2 separate regions of the Mus musculus genome follow, and region 2 is linked to region 1. Evidence: chromatin loops called from intact Hi-C (ENCODE). Cell type or tissue: left cerebral cortex. All regions are shown on one strand. Each heading gives the region's core, and the rest is flanking DNA. Links, peaks and the distances in the headings are about the cores only.

Evidence for each region. A loop is a pair of places that touch in the nucleus more often than their neighbours do. Peaks named below come from ENCODE experiments on the same cell type or tissue, not always from the same donor. Only the 100,000 strongest peaks of a DNase experiment are listed, where the experiment ranks them.
Region 2: a loop joins it to region 1, with 3 times the contacts of the local background. A loop is called at or near these places in 1 of 42 quality-filtered maps.

The regions. Positions count from the first base shown.
Region 1 is chr9:36,726,970-36,735,072 of GRCm38, forward strand. It overlaps Stt3a (STT3, subunit of the oligosaccharyltransferase complex, homolog A (S. cerevisiae)), which reads right to left. Exons shown (of 18, transcript NM_008408.5): 17 at 7,346-7,461; 18 at 2,375-5,993. The coding sequence ends at 5,955. Among named protein-coding and RNA genes, the nearest start is that of Chek1, 4.4 kb to the left of the region's middle. In left cerebral cortex, for the core only: no CTCF peak of the experiment used is centred there; a DNase peak (open chromatin) is centred at 4,254.
Region 2 is chr9:36,872,389-36,880,491 of GRCm38, forward strand. It overlaps Fez1 (fasciculation and elongation protein zeta 1 (zygin I)), which reads left to right. Exons shown (of 10, transcript NM_183171.5): 9 at 3,909-3,974; 10 at 6,178-6,536. The coding sequence ends at 6,194. Among named protein-coding and RNA genes, the nearest start is that of Fez1, 44 kb to the left of the region's middle. In left cerebral cortex, for the core only: a CTCF peak has its summit at 4,580 (motif pointing right); a DNase peak (open chromatin) is centred at 4,595.

The sequences.
Region 1 (8,103 bases), core at 2,360-6,359:
TGCAAAGGCTGCACCGTTAAGTACGTAAACCGACCTGCTCTTGACCTCGGAGCCCCAGGGAGGAAGGCTCAAACTAAGCGACACAGAGTGCTCTGTAAACTCAATTGTGCCCCCCTTAGTATTCGAATTGAGAAGCTAGCAACTGCTGCTGGAATTCTGAAAAAAAAAAAAAAAAAAAACGAAGGAAAGCAAGTGTGGTGGTGCATGCTTGTAGACCTAGAACTTGGGAAGCGTAAGCAAGAAGATCTTGAGTTCAAGGCAATCCGAGTTATACAGGGTTAGTCTTACCAAAAAAAAAAAAAAAAAAACGAAGGGGAAAAAAAACCACATCGCCGCGGATGTGTGAGGGGAAAGTGCAGTGAGAGTCACCAATATTGCCTGAACAGGAGGCTCCAGAACCAGTTAAATCTTTTTTTTTTTTTTGGGGGGGGGGGGACACACGACTATTTGCCTGTACTAGCTTTCTTAAACAAGCACGGTGGCCCACCACACTATAGAGATAAAGCAGGAGATACCCAACCAAGATGCTCGCTTTCAAGAAAAAACAAACAGCAAAGTAGACTTAATGGTGACTCATCTATAACCTCAGTCTAGGGAGGTTGAGCCAGGGAAAGTGATTCAGGTTGGTCAGCCTGAGCCAAGGGTGTGTGAGTGTGTGTGATCTTATCTAAAAAAAAAAAAGGAGGTGGGTTGGGGAGCACAATCAATATTCCTTAACTAGGCTAGACTTATGGCATAATGGTAGAATGCCTGCCAAGCATACAAAAGTCTCATAATAGAGAAATGTCAATTCTAAGAAAAGGGACTTGGATACAAAAAATAAGGAAACAATGAAACCATGTGCTGGCTAGTCAAGTGCATTGCCTCTGAGCTACATCTCCAACTCCATGAAATCTAACCTGGAAATGTTTAAACTTAAACCATGTTATCAGTTTAGGGTTCGTGTAATTAAAAACAAGCTATTAGATTATTTCCATTTCTTTGTGATTTCCTGTGTATATTCTGAAATCTACAAGAGGTTGATTTAGTCTTTTTTTTTTTTTTTTTTTTTTGGTTTTTTGAGACAGGGTTTCTCTGTGTAGCCCTGGCTGTCCTGGAACTCACTCTGTAGACCGGCTGGCCTCGAACTCAGAAATTCACCTGCCTCTGCCTCCCAAGTGCTCTTAAATGGAATCTAGGTTCCTCTAGTCTTAAATGGAATCAATGTCTTATTTCCTGGAAAAGACACAGTATCAGAGTTCTGACTTGGAGAAGAGTGTGTATATGTGTGTGTGTGTGTGTGTGTGTGTGTGTGTGTGTTTATGTGTTTGTGTGTACACCTATACCAACAACAGGGAGGTGAATGTAGGAAGACCAGTTCAGGTTCACATTGGTTATATAGAAAGCTCAAAGATAACCTGGAATAAATTAAATACTGTCTCAAAACACCTAATGTGTCTGAATCGATTAAAAGAAAACTGTTCAGACACAGAGGAGTAACTGAAAGTGAAGAGAGGTGGGGAGTAGGAGGACTCATGATAAAACTCCCTAAAATTAGTTAGGAAGGAATAGTAGTGAAACGAGGCATAACACTTGCCTGTAATCACAGCACTTCGGAGGGAGATGGAGAAAGATCAGGAATTCAAAGCCACCCTAAATTTGAATCTAACCTAGGCTACATGAGACTGACTTTAAAGGAGGGAGGGGCCACATAAACAATACCCTCTATTCCTTTCTGAGTATGAGAAATTTTGGGAAAACTGAAAGCCTACTGAAAATAAAAGGTAACAAACACAAAATAATGATTAATCCCAAAGACACCAATGACAGTACAGGAAAGTGACTTGACATGCATCGTGGGAAGCCCAGAATTGAAATGAGGACACCAGGCAACTCTGAATATGAAGGTCAAAATGGGGCAGTCACACGACTACCTATGAAGCAGAGATCTCTAAACACTTCCTGTTGTATAACCAAGGAAGAGCTCTATAACCAAGGAAGAGCTCTTCCCCAAAGCTACTAGTAAGGTTTGAGATAGTAAATGATTGCTAAACTATAAAGTAGACATAGTAAAAGGTGTGGCTATCCTGAAAATAGCATTTAAATTTAAGTGTATGTACTGAGAGTTGAACCAATATGCTTTCCTTTTCTACTTTAACCTAGAAAGGCAACAGCCTGGCCAATATCCTTGAATAAAAGGACAGAAATCCTGAATCTTATGTACAAAAGAAAGAAGGAAAGTTAACACATATTATGGAAGAAAAAGGAAATCTAACACCAATATCAACAACTTCTCAGTGTGCCAGCCCAGCCTGATCATAGTACATTAAAAAGCATATGCACACATTCTCCATAACACTTTAGACCACCCAGTCTGAAAAAAGCAGTCAGCCAAGAATTTGGAAAAGTCTTTAATTGGAAAGGCAGCAAAACAATGGGACAAAAGAGATCTCTAAACAAGAGTGCTTAAGACTTTAGAAATATGAAAGCAGAAAAGAAAAAAGTTATTTTTTTTAAATATGGTTGAAATTAAGAGATGTTGCTCACTGTTAAGAGTGCTTACCTAGCATGCACAGGGCCCTGGGCTTAAACCTACGCACAACATACAAAAGGGGAGAGGGAGGGAAGAGGAAGGGAGGAAAAAGAGAGGGAGGGAGGGAGGGAGGGGAAAACAGAGCAAGACCACAAATACAGCTGAGGAAATCTCCAAAAAGGTAGAATAAAGAAGAGCAACTAAGAAACTATTAGAAAACTGACTCAGAAAGCCCCACACTCAAATAACTTCATCATGGACTGGGGAGTTAATTCAACAGTTAAAACCAATGGCTGTTCTTACAAAGGGTTCAATTCCGAGCACTTGCATGGCAACTCACAACTGTCGATAACTCCAGTGCCAGGAATCTGATGTCTTCCTCTGGATTCTATGGGTACTAGGAATGCACATGATACACATATATGTGGTAAAACACCCAAACACAAAAATTTAAATATTTCAAGTGTCATACCATGTTGCCTAAAATATGAACGTTTTAATTAGCCTTATCAGAGAATTGGAGGAATCCATATATAACTGTTTGAAAAAAAAAAAAAAAAAAACAGAAAAATTTGACTATGCACACATGAAAATCCAGAGTACCCAGGACAGTGAACACCCACAAAAAAGATGCAAAAAAGATCTGGGGCAAAGAATAGACAAATACTCATCAAAATAACTGCCATTTCTCAACATTAGAACAGTGGGCCAGTGCCTTTATAATGTAAAGAGCGCCAGTCTGGAATGCTATACCCAGCTATGCATTGAGTATGATAGAGAAGAGCTCCAGAAATGTATTTCCCCTACATATAAGAAGATACTAAGACATGGCAAATCAATGAAAATGGCAAAGATCAACAAATACAACAGTAAAATAATATAATTCAACAAACCTGAAGAGTTATTTCAAGCTGAAAAATCAAAGACATTCTGAAAAACCCAATGTAACTAAGTATGGTGGCATACATCTTAATACCAGCATTTGGCAAATAGAGAGAGGAGAATCAGGAATTCAAAGCCAGCCCTAGCTATAAAAGATACTGTCTCAAAACACCCAAAGTTGTTTAACGAATAGGTTTGATCACAGTATGAGAAAATGGGCACAAATGAGGGAGAACTAGCTGGGGTGGTAAGGAAGCAGGAAAGATAACAAGTACCAAAAAATTAAAGTATTTCCTTTAAAATATATAGGAAAAATAGTACCTAACTAGCTGTAGTAGCCCACAACTGGGAGGTAGAGGCAGGAAGATCAAGAGTTCAAAGCTAGCATCATCTGTATCTTGAGTTCAAAGCTGGCCTGAGCTACATGGAACAGTCTTTAAAAAAAAAAAAAAAGTAATTAGAACAGTAACAGATGATAGTAAAAATGGTGTCACAAAACATAGGGCAGTGGTTCTCAACCTTCCTAAGGCTGCTACTCTTTAATACAGCTCATCATCTTGTGGTGACATCCCAGCCATAAAAGTATTTTCACTGTGACCTCATAGCTAAGATTTTGCTGTTATGAATTGCAATGTAAATACTTTGGGAGATAATGGTTTGCCAAAGAGAACATGACGCACAATGTTGAAAGCCACTGGTTAAAAAAAAAAAAAAAAAAAAGAAAGAAAGAAAAAAGAAATCAATGTTACCTCAAACTAAAACACCAAAACATAACAAAGCAAGTTACTAATGATCAGGCAGGAGGCACAGTGCGAGGTTCACCAGACCTGGAAGCAAGAGTCTCTGGCGAGTGCTGGCTGGGTGTGTGGGTGGGCATGTGTGTGAAATTTTATTGTTGCTTTTGAGGTGGATTTATTTTTTTTTTACACTAAGAAGACTACAACTGAAAATGAAATCAACTTAAAAATCTTTGTAGACTAGAAAATATCAAGATCCCAGGAGTCAAAATGATATGAAAAGGGGGTATCCCATTTATACTATAGAGAAAGCTTACTAATAACCTGTAATGTTAATCATATTGATAAGTCTCAGGTTAACCTTTCCCACTAGGCAGTAGTTCTGTATATAAATCAAATAATGTATTTACATATAGGATATCAAATCATCTGTTAAATCTAAAATTTCACCCACAGTTAAAATACACAGTACATACACCGGTTTGAAGGAAAAGCCCTTAGGTATACAAGTACACCTAAGCACATATGCATTGAGTACCACTGTGACTATCTAAAAGTCATATAATTCCTCCTGTTTTCTTAAATAGAAACACTATAATTAATTTAAGATGGTTTATATACATCAGTGATTATGCCCTATGTTGTAAATTACATGAAATATCCTATTATACAGAACAGAAAGCTATTTATCCTGACACAAAATATCTATGGGATCTCTGTGCTTTGTAGTTTTTGAAGTCTCTTTTCTTGCAGTCAGACTGGCAATGATATCAAAGTACCTGCTAGTAGCAATACTTCCCACTTCCTATGTATATATTTAGCAAGGGATTCAAAACCAAGTAATCAAGCCTCAAAGTGGTATATGAACACAGCAGACTGACATTAAGAAAAACAGAAGCTCACGGTGGATAACCCTAAGAGATTTAGTGCAGTCTAGAGAAAATGAGCAAAGAGCCATTTACTATGTTTTAGGTTTAGTGAAGTATTGAATGCCTAAACTTCATGTAGGTCCACATAATGACATCTGATTCCAGAAACATCTACTGATCATCAACCTGATGTTGGAGGAGTGTCTTCCTCTAGGATTGATGTTTCACTGATCTTAAGAACTACTGGATTAGTCACTTTTGCTTCACATTTCTACTTAGAAAAAGAATAACTGCCATTAGTTTGAAAGGATACTGGTGAGATCAGGAATACTCAGCAACTTTCTGTCCTTATAAAGCCAAAGAGCTTCTAAAGAAATAGACATCGAGAACATAGACATAACAGCAAGAAAGCTGTCTTTCTTGCCCAGAAACAGCACTCCTCTGGTCCCAGAAACATTTATTCATTTGATAAAAATTTATTAAGCACCCATTATAAGGAAAGCATTGTACCTGGGTGCTAAAAAACAAAAAAGTGTGACAAAGTTGTTGTTTACATTTGTTGAACCAGAGCTAGTCCTTGAGATTGCTGATAGGAGAAAAAAATGCTCCTATCTGGTTCATTTGGGGACCTAGAGCATGGATATGGTCTTCCATCCGCTCACTTCTGTGATCCTCGTATCAGCCAATTTAAGTCAAAACAAATAAGGCACATTTAAAAAAAATCCCCCCCCCCTTTTAATTGACCAAAGTAAAGCCATAACATTTCATTTGGTAACCTGCTCAGAATTATAAAAATCATTTCACTTGGCCCAGCCCATATTGTCCAGGGCAAAACTTGCAGACAATTCTAACCCCATCCGGCTGTTCTTATAAACTGCATATAAAAAACATCTTCAGCGTCCTCAACATGACGCGCTCAGTGCGAAGCATAATGCTCAGGGCACAATGTGACGTTTATGTCCTTGACAAGCCTCGATTATCCAGGTCCTTTACCTGCAACATAAAGACATAACTTCAGTATTTACCGAAAGGTCAACTTGGAAAGATCTACAAGTTCCACTGTAAGCAGAAAGGATTACACATGTTTGGCATGTGAATAAATTAGCATGAGATAAAGCCTACCTACTGTCAATCTAGCCTTTTAGAGTACCTCTAAGAACCAGTATAGACTAACTTTGACATTGACCAAAAGACTTCAATCATTCGGTTTTTTTTTTTTTTCCTATTATTTGAGATAGGGCTTTACTATGTAGCCTAGGCTGACCTCATACTCAATTCCCCTGCCTCTGCTTCTCTAGATATGTGGTTCAATCATTTCTCATATAAGAGATGTAACACACTCTTACATGACATCATATAATTATGTATCATAAATTCAGCAAAAAGAAAACATAGTTTGGGGCTGAAGAGATGACTCATAGTTTGGGGCTTAAGAGCACTGACTGCCCTTCCAGAGGTCCTGAGTTCCAATTCCTAGCAACCACATGGTGGCTCACAACCATCTGTAATGGGATCTGATGCCTTCTTCTGGTGTGTCTGAAGATAGCTACAGTGTACTCATATACATAAAATAAATAATTTTTTTTAATGCTGTTTTTTTAAAAAAGTAATTTAAAAACAGAAACACATGCATTTCCCCTAATCCCCAAGCTATTCCAATCCCTACCTGGAACAGTATTGCTACAACAAGTACAGTGGCCACATCTGTAATGCTACCATACCTAAGGCTATAAAGAAAGTCAACCTGGGCTACACAGTAATTTTAATGCCAAACTGGATGTCAGCCTGAAACTTTATCCCTAAAACTAAAAAGAAAAGGACTAAGCTAGTCTGGCAAGACAGTTCAGTGAGTAAGGGCAGTTGATTTTGATCTCCAGGATCCATCACAATGAAAGAATTGATCGGTACAAGCTGTACTCTGACCTCAATACATGGCGTACCCACCTCCCCATATAAAGATGCCTCTCCCCCACCCATATAAAAATGTAGTAAAAAATGTTTTTTTAAAGAAAAAGAAATGTTGCCATAACAATCACCAACTGGGATGTCTCCTCTCTAAGAATAATCAAAAAATATAATTAGTAGTATTTTGGTCTGGTCAGATGGTTTAGCAGATAAAGTGCCATACAGGTCTGATGAACCGATACAAAACTAAAGAGAATCAACTCCACAAAGTTGAAAACACACACACACTCAAATAAATAACTAACACTTCAAGTGACTTACAAGCTACTTTGAAACCAGGTGCCATTTATTAAAAATGTCCCTATTTGGGAAACTGATTACTAGAACAAACAAATCTATAAGTACAAGAGCAACTTCTGAGACCTGCAGCATCTCCTCACCTTGTATATCCTGACTAGCCAGTGTTCTGTGGTATACGCTTCCTCCAGGACATCAAGCTCAAAGTCTTTATTACCAATCTCAGCATTTCGAACACGGTCAAAGCCTGGTGGACGCTCTAAAAGCAACGAGAGAAAACATCTATTATACAAGTTGATTCCTAAAGAGATGGAGCTGCATATCATCTACTGCACTGACTGCACTTTGACTGCACTATTTCCCAGCCTGCACTTTGACTAGAGTCTGTAAGGAAGAGCATCAGATAGAAAGGGCAAATCAAGAGCTACCCTACTTGAGTCCTGTCCAATGTGATGCTTGGCAGGGTCCATGTAGCGTCTGTCTTCTAAATCTACAAGATGACTTTTAAGGCACTCTACTCCTGAGGACTGTTATCCAAAGATCTAGCACTAGTAACCCTTCCATGGACCACAAGTCCACGACTTGTATATACTGCAAAAGTTTTCCCTGATGAAGAAACAAAACTAGCTGGGCGGTGGTGGTGCATGCCTTTAATCCCAGCCCTTGGGAGGCAGAGGCAGGTGGATTTCTGAGTTCGAGGCCTGGTCTACAAAGTGAGTCCCAGGACATCCAGCCAGGGCTATACAGAGAAACCCTGTCTCGAAAAAAACCAAAAAGAAAAAAAAAAAAAGAAAAAAGAAAAAAATCTGAAAGACAGGATTTAACCTGACCAAATCCTTCTCAATGTACTTATCTAAATAGTGAAAAAGCACTCTTTTCTTTTATTCTTTCTCACACTGAG
Region 2 (8,103 bases), core at 2,450-6,449, 150 kb after region 1:
CTTTTCTTTTTCTTTTCCTTTTTACTTTATTTCTCTCTTTATCTTTCTTTCCTTCCTTTCTTCCCTCCCTTCCTCCTCTTCTTCTTCCTTTTCCACCTCCTCCTTTTCTTCTTCTCCTCCTCTTCTTCCTCCTCCTCCTCCTCCTCCTCCCCCTCCTTCTCCTCCTTATTCTAGGTTCTCAATATATAAACAGCCTCCTGAGTGTTGGAATTTTAGGTGCAGACTGATATGCCCAGCCATAGATTTTATTTTTTAATTAATTTAAAATATGTATTATCATTTTATGTGTATGAGTGTTTTTGCTTGCATGTGAATATGCCACATGTGTACAATGCAGAGGTCAGAAGAACAACCCATGGAATCTGAGTTACACAAGCTGTAAGTTACCATGTGGGTGCTGGGAACCCAACCTGGGTCTTCTACAAGAGCTCCCATGGTACATACAGCTCAGTGGTAGAGTATTGCAAAGCACTCACAAAGCTCTGCAATCACTGTTCACTATTACACTACACACACACACAGACAGCATCTACAGGTGCTTGGGTTTTCACAGTGGTAAATATTCGAAAGATAGTGTGAACAAAATTTAAAGGTTGGTGTATGCAAAGGACTTACTCACGCTCTTGAAAAGAGGAAGAACTATTGTTCACTTGTCATCAATCCATATCTAGAAAGTTAGTGAGATTCTTCTCATTGTAAAATAGTTTTATATTCTTCAATTCATTAAAAAATTACAGGGCCAGTGAGTCAGCTCCATGGTTAAAGCATTGCTGCTCAAACCTAGAGACCTGAGTTCAATCCCTAGAACCCACATAAAGGTAGAAGGACAGAACCAACTGTAGATTGCACTCTGACCTCCACATGGGACTGATGGCCCAAATGAACACTGTACATGTGTGTGCGCGCGCACACACACACACACCTCTTGAAAGTGAAGTTGCAAATGTTTATGAGCCAACACGTGGGTGCTAGGAATTGAACTCGAGTCTTTTGGAAAAGCAGTCACTGCTTGGAACGATTGAAACATCTTTCCAGCCCAAGGTTATAAAATTTTGTAACCTAGTTTTAAAGATTTATTTTTATTTAATATGTGTGCAGGTACCAGAAGAGGCCATCATATCCCTTGAAGCTGCAGTTACAGGTGGTGTGAGCTCCCAGAACAGCAAGTGCTCTTAATCACTGTGTAATCTCTCCAGCCCTCCATTGAGAGTTTAATTTTACCAGTCAACATTTTGTTAACACTCTGTGTCTTCTAATGAGTTGACATTTTATATTACTTTTAGAGCATATATTTTTATTTTCCTGATTTTTTGCAGATTCTTGTGTGATTCATGAATAATAGCTGTTCTCTTTTCTCTGCTCCTTGAATCAAGGACTCAGGCCAAAGTCTAGCTAATGTGATCGGACCATCCATACAAATGCTTCAATTTATAGGTCAACTTAGACACATATTGTCTAAGTAGAGTTATTACATTTTTAACACAGTCTTCTTGGAATGGCATTTGATCTGCTCAGGCTCAGTTGCAAAATACTCAACCAACTAAGTACACATGAATTTGCATCTAAAAATACCCACAGAGACAGCGGGTAAAGGCATTTGCCACCAAGCCAGGGTTTGACCTGTGTTTCATATCTGAGACCATATGGTAGAAGAAGAAAACTGGCTTCTCCAGCAAGTTGTCCTCTGACGTCTACATGCATGCCTTGTTATACACACCCACCCACCACAGTAAGTGTAATTAAAATTTTTTAGATACAGCATCAAGCAAACAGAAGAAACCAGGATTCTCAGCATCTAATTCAGTTGAAATGACTGTATATCCAAACACAGAAAGAAAACAAAAACCCTGGTAGAGTATAGGGTTTGTTTTCTCTTTTCTTTTCTTTTTTTTTTTTTTTTTCTTTCTCCTTTGGCCTCGGCTGGTGATTTATGTTAGGTGATTCTAATATGTTAGAATCATGTTAGGTTCTTTTCTACACCTGGTCCTGACTCTGTCCAAGTTTCATTACCCAGTCTTAAAACCAGGACAACATGGCAATGGACCTGGGGTCCCACCCTTGTCACAGTTGTCCCTGACTCAGGGTCTGCTGATCTTCACTGTTCACTCTGCTTATAAACATGAAATATGTACATTAAGGAGAATTAGACCATATAGAAACATGTCCCAGAAGAAACATACTCCGTGATCTCACACTTGGAACTGCTTAATGGTTTCATGTACTGTTCTAGATTTTTCTGTGTTAGGATATATTTGTTATGAAGCTAATATATGTTCTTCAGCCTTCTCTATTGATAAGACTGCTTTAGACATGTAAGTCTCCCACTTTAATAAGGTGGTGTAAGACTACACTGACTGGTACGCTGTAATCCATTTACAGAAGCTTGATGGTGAAAGAGTGTGTTGTCAGATACTTTTGTTGATGCTAAAAATGAGGCTCAGATACTTTCTTATGGAATTTTCCCCAAAGTTGACTTCAGTAATGTAAGTTGTAACATTAGAACATGTTATTTTGTTAACACAAAAGCATTTATTTGTTTGGGAACAGAGCATGGACCTTACTAAACCAGTGTCCTATCATTGAGTTACAGTCTCACCCTCGAACATACAAATTTTAAACTGTTATAAAAATAATTCTTAAAACTCCTTAGACTTTAAAAGTTTTCCTACTGTCTATTTTTTGTATACATCAAGGAAATATTTCAGCAAGAGCTGTGTAGACTCCCTGAGAGTCCACAGTCCTTTAGGTCGGCATAGTCTAACCCTGTAATGGGCATTGCTGTGACCTGCATGGTTTGGGGGGTTGACCTGACTCGGGTAATGAGGAAAGCAGAAAGGACAGACACACAGACAGAAAAGCTGGGATTGGGTAGGCCATGTGCTAAAATGGAGATATAACAGCAGAAGCCTGGAAACTCCATACATTAATTTTATACATCTTAGTTGAGGGGGTCAGTTTATTGTAGATAGCTGAACATGGATGGATGAGGTTAGCTGATCTCTGTAGGAGAGTAGTTTCAGGTTGCAGTCAGTGGAGGGAGGAAGATATGGCTAACAGTCCCTGTATACATTGGTTTTAGCTAAGGGTCAACCATTTATAACAATCATACTCAGTCTTGAGAAAGGCTTTGCTGTCCTCCCTTCTCCTGAGCCTCATCTGGAGAAGGCTTTGCCATTTCCCTGGGTCTGAGGCTTCAGGGCCATTGAACTGGCTGACTATACTCTTTCAACAATACTCATTCACCCAGGACTTCATTTCCTCCCCACAGGACATAACATAGAATAAAGGTTCATTAGATAAACTTCATCTGTGGCCAATAAACTGGAGGTGAGAATTATTGCAATAACATCTTTTATGTGAGTAGAATATCCTTAAGGACAGTTTCATAGCTGGGCATGGTGAGGTATGCCCTTCGTGCTAGCACTCCAGAGGCTGAGGCAGGTGGGTCTCTGAGTTTGAGACCATCCTGGTCTACCTGGTGAGTTCCAGGCCAGCCAGGGCTACAAAGTGAGATCCCGTCTCAAAAAAACAAAACAAAACAAATAGCACAGTTTTATTAGTGATTCAGCAATTACTATTAACATTTAGATATTGTTTTGGCAAGTATTTATTTTTGTTAAAAATACGTGCTTGGTAGATGTATAGAAAGTGTAGATGATCGAACAGGGGAACATTTAAAGAAGTCAGTGGTAGATCCACATTGCAGAGACAACCCTGTGGCTCCCTGGGTGTATTCTTTCTCAACGTAAGATTCTGAATTTTGATAGAAACTTGTAGAGTGATGTATGAATGCCAGGTTTCCTCAAATCATTTCTCTCTTGCGTAGGGTGGAAACTGTCTAGCCTTAAAATTAAACTTCATACCCTTATAGTGTCTTGGCCCATATCTCCCTCTCTCTCCTTCTCTAGTTCTCTTCGCCATGAAGGAGGATAACGAGAAGGTGCCTACTTTGCTAACGGACTACATTTTAAAAGGTGAGAGCAGCTGCCCTCCTCCCAGAACAGAAGGGTCCTCTGAGTTCCTGCTCAGGCTGTGGAGCTCATGCTGAAACTCTCTTGGAGCTCCCACACCAGGCCGACCAGGCAGTAGTCACATACACCACATGATCGTCATGAGGGCTTTGAGGTCATGGGTGTTACTAGCAGGTCTGAAGAGATTCTGTTACTTCAGGTCACCACTGTGAGTCCTCATGAGGAACAAGATGCCAACAAAGGACTTACTGTGGAGAAATATGATAGCTCTTGCATCATGTCATTTTTGGTTGGGAAAAACAAAGCCTGAAAATAAGTTAAGACTTTCGGTACTTGAAAGGAAAATGATGTCATGATTAAGTTCGTCTCTTCATAACTTTTTATGAAAGAGAGTACTAGTAGACACCCAGGGCTCATTCATGCCAGGCAAGCAGTCTTCCATTGAGTGACAATTACTGTTCTGTGCTTCTTTTTGAACATTGACCATGGAATTTTTCAGTGCAGGCAACAGAAAGATGGTTCTTATCTCCCAGCTTCATTAACTCACAGCCAATCCTTTTTAAACAGTTTTTATGTATATAGTCCCTGAATGTTTGTTCACCTTGTGTGTGCCCAAAGAGGCCAGAAGGGGGAGTCAGTTCCCTTGAGACAGGAATTACAGACCTAGGTCTTCAGAAGAGTAGCCTGTGTTCTTAACTCTTGAGCCATGTCTCCAGCCCACACCAGTCTTATAAAGTCTTAACCAGGAATATTGTTTTGAAGCAAATTTCTGTTAGTATATTTCATCCATAAATATTTCAGTGTATATTCCTAAGAACTGGGCACATAGCCCCAATGCCATTGTCACAACTAAAGAGCTGGGGCTGAGACCCTGGGGTCCATTTCCAGAACAACAAAGGGGGGAGAGAAAAGGCTACAACTACAAAATTAAGCATACTGAGTGGCATTGGTGACCTAATCACTGTACGGCTCACCTTACTTTCTCCCATACAATGATTTGAGTTTATTTGTTTACATTAGGACCTGATGAAGGTCCATAAAATTTGATTATCTATCTCCTAAGTCTGTCTGTCTGTCTGTCTGTCTGTCTGTCTTTATGTCTCAGTCACTCCCACCCCCACTCTCTACTCTTCCTCTCTTTACCTCTCCACCTCTCCTCCAGGATCCCATGCAGACCAAGATGGCCTCAAACTCTCTCTGTAGCTGAGGAAGACCTTGACATTCTGGTCTTCCTGCCTTCACCTTCCAAGTGCTGGGATCAGCACGATGCCCAGCCTATAATGTACATTAACAACAACAACAGCAACAGCAGCAGCAGCAACAACAACAACAACAACTATAGCCTTCCCTTTCCCCTGTCTTCCTTCTTTTAAATTCGTTTGTTAAGCTATAGAATATCTTTGTCCTAGAGTCTTCCTAATTTCAGCCCAAGGTATAATTTAGTCTACTCTCTGTCTCCTTTATTTATTGTAACTAATGGAACAAGAGGCTTGATCAGATCCAAGCTTGGGTCTTTTGCCAAACAGACATAATGAGTATTTGTAGGACCCTGTGAAGAACACTACACTGTCTGCATGTGTCTTCTTTTAGTCTGTAACTGGCCATTGATGACAGCACACTGTCTAGACCCAACATCTTATGAATTCTTGCTCCACATTCATACAAAACTTAGAAGAGTTGCAGGAGGTTTATGGAACCTGGTTATGAAATCCCAAACTGTACTCTTTCTATGGGGATCAGGGGGATTAATGTTAAATTTCAATAGGAAGAATTTAGGTTAAAAATTAGAAAGAACTTGTGACTCTGAAAGACTTTGCAAGAAAAGAAGTTTTTCAAAGAAGTTTGTAGAGATGAGTTATGTGACATTGGTGAGCAGACATGTGACCTGCTGAAATGTCAGTGAATTTATAAAAGTAGTTAATATTTACGAAGCATATTTTACAAGTCTCTCAGCAACCTACGAGCAGCTTAGGTATATCCTAGTATGTGGGTGAAGAACAAGAATGGAAAGGAAAGGCATTTTCTTAAAGCCACAGAGTTAGATCCATGGGCGGTGGAGACTACAGTGCTTGATATTGTAACGGACACCTGTCATTCTCTTCTGTCCTCAGAGGGATGACTCAGGGCTGCAGTCATTGCCTGGTCCTCAGGGTAGCTCTCTGCTCAGTGTGATCCCTGCATGACCTCTCGCCTCTTCTCGTTTCAGTGCTTTGTCCAACCTAACCTCATCTTTGGAGCAGCCTCACTACAGGAGGTCACTGAGCAAGAAAGTCATTCCATCGCTGGGATTGCATGACACCACGTAACCTCCGGCGTGTATTTAAACGTGTATAGCTTAACCTGGATTAAACAAGAGCAACTGCGCGCGGGATCCTTTGCTGTTGGCTTCTAGTGCTAGTAATCATTGGATGCATGATCGGGCGCAGGGCCAGAGATTCTGCTCCCTCTCCACCTGTGTTGGGGAAGGCAGGTGCCCTCACCACTCATTATGTAGTCTGGCTCCAGCCCTCAACCCAGCTTATACTCTTAAGACTAATTTTGAAATAAACCTTCATTTAATTAATATTCTTCATGGTTTTTGGAGAGTGGTGTCCATTGGCTCTGTGTTCCAAACCCTTTAGGGAAATGATGTCCAACTGTCCTCAAATGCTGGTCTGTAGCCATGGCACTGATGCCCTGTGGTGGGCACTGGTGAGGTCATGTGATGTAGTAAGGTTGCCTATTCTACAAAAGGAGGCTATCTGTGGTCTCGTAAGTCTCCACTGCTTGGAAATGTGTGGTACAAACTAGATAGTCTGAGGATAGGAAGAGATAGAGAATCTCAGGGATGTGCCAATAAGCTGCAGTGCCTCTTATTGGGGTATCAGGTTGGATTTTGGTGGTCTTGGAGCACAGGGGCTGGAGGGAAGTAGTTTTGCTGACCTCAACTACCTGGAAGACTACATCTCTTTCCTGAACTGAGGTTTATCATCACTCCTTGTCTGCCCTCAATGGCCTGTGAGAACAGCATCTTGTATCATTGCTCCTCCTTCCTGAACCCCTGAGGACCAGTGGCACTGACTCCTCCATATAGTCTCTGGCTTTGATAGTAGGCATCTGTCAGCCTCGAAAACCAGCAGGTGAATTGCTTCCCTTGTATCCTGGATGCTGACTTTGTCTAAGCGTAGCCTGAATCCCATCCCCTTTCATCTCCTACCTTGAGTGATACTAACCCTGCAGTTCCCATGCAACTGGCTTTCAAAACATATGGGGTGGCCACTTTTAGCCGGCTGCCAGCCCTATCATTTTCTACATATTGCGTTACATCACAGCAACGTAGAATCACAAGCAGGTATGGATTCATACCTTCTGGGGTTTTCAGGGGACAGAGCCATGAAGCAGAGATGCTCAGCAACTTACCTGAGGCAACTTAGGACATAGTAGAGATGGACTGACACTTTGGTCTCATCTGAGTAGATGTTCACTGATGCTTTGGGGACATAGTGCTTGCTTAACCACCTGGGCCTCTCCATATGAAGCCTACTGACAGTGACAGTGCAAACAGACAGGGTGAGTTCTCTGCCACTGTTTTCTCTGTCTTCTGGTTTTTTGTTTTGTTTTGTTTTGTTTTGTTTTGTTTTTGTTTTTGTTTTTGTTTTGTTTTGTTTTAGCCGAAAAGGAGCAATCTTTGGGGAGAAGGGCAAAGGAGGAAAGCCTTACTCTACCAGGAAAGCTACCAGAGTACCTGCAACCCCATCATGTGTGTTTATAGCACCAAGCTATACATAGACCATGCCCCGCCCCTGGATGTCACATAAGGTGGAAAAAACTACAAAGCACGCATACACACCACTAGAATCCATATACTGACACACTAGGCCTTTGACAAAACAAAAGATAACTTCAATTCTGAAACTCCTCAGCTCTAAAACTACAGATGCCAAAGCCTGCTAGTGATATGAAATCATTGGGAGGTTTAACATTTTGCCTGTCTTCAGGTTTTTCCTCGGTTTCAGCAAATGGGAACTAGTGGAACACCCCCCACCCCCCCCACCCCCCCCACCTCCACCCTGAGCTTTTCTTCCTGCCTTGGGTTTATCAGATCTGGGTCAGCCACTTCTTTCCCCCAATTTATCCTGCCAGCAGGTGTCTG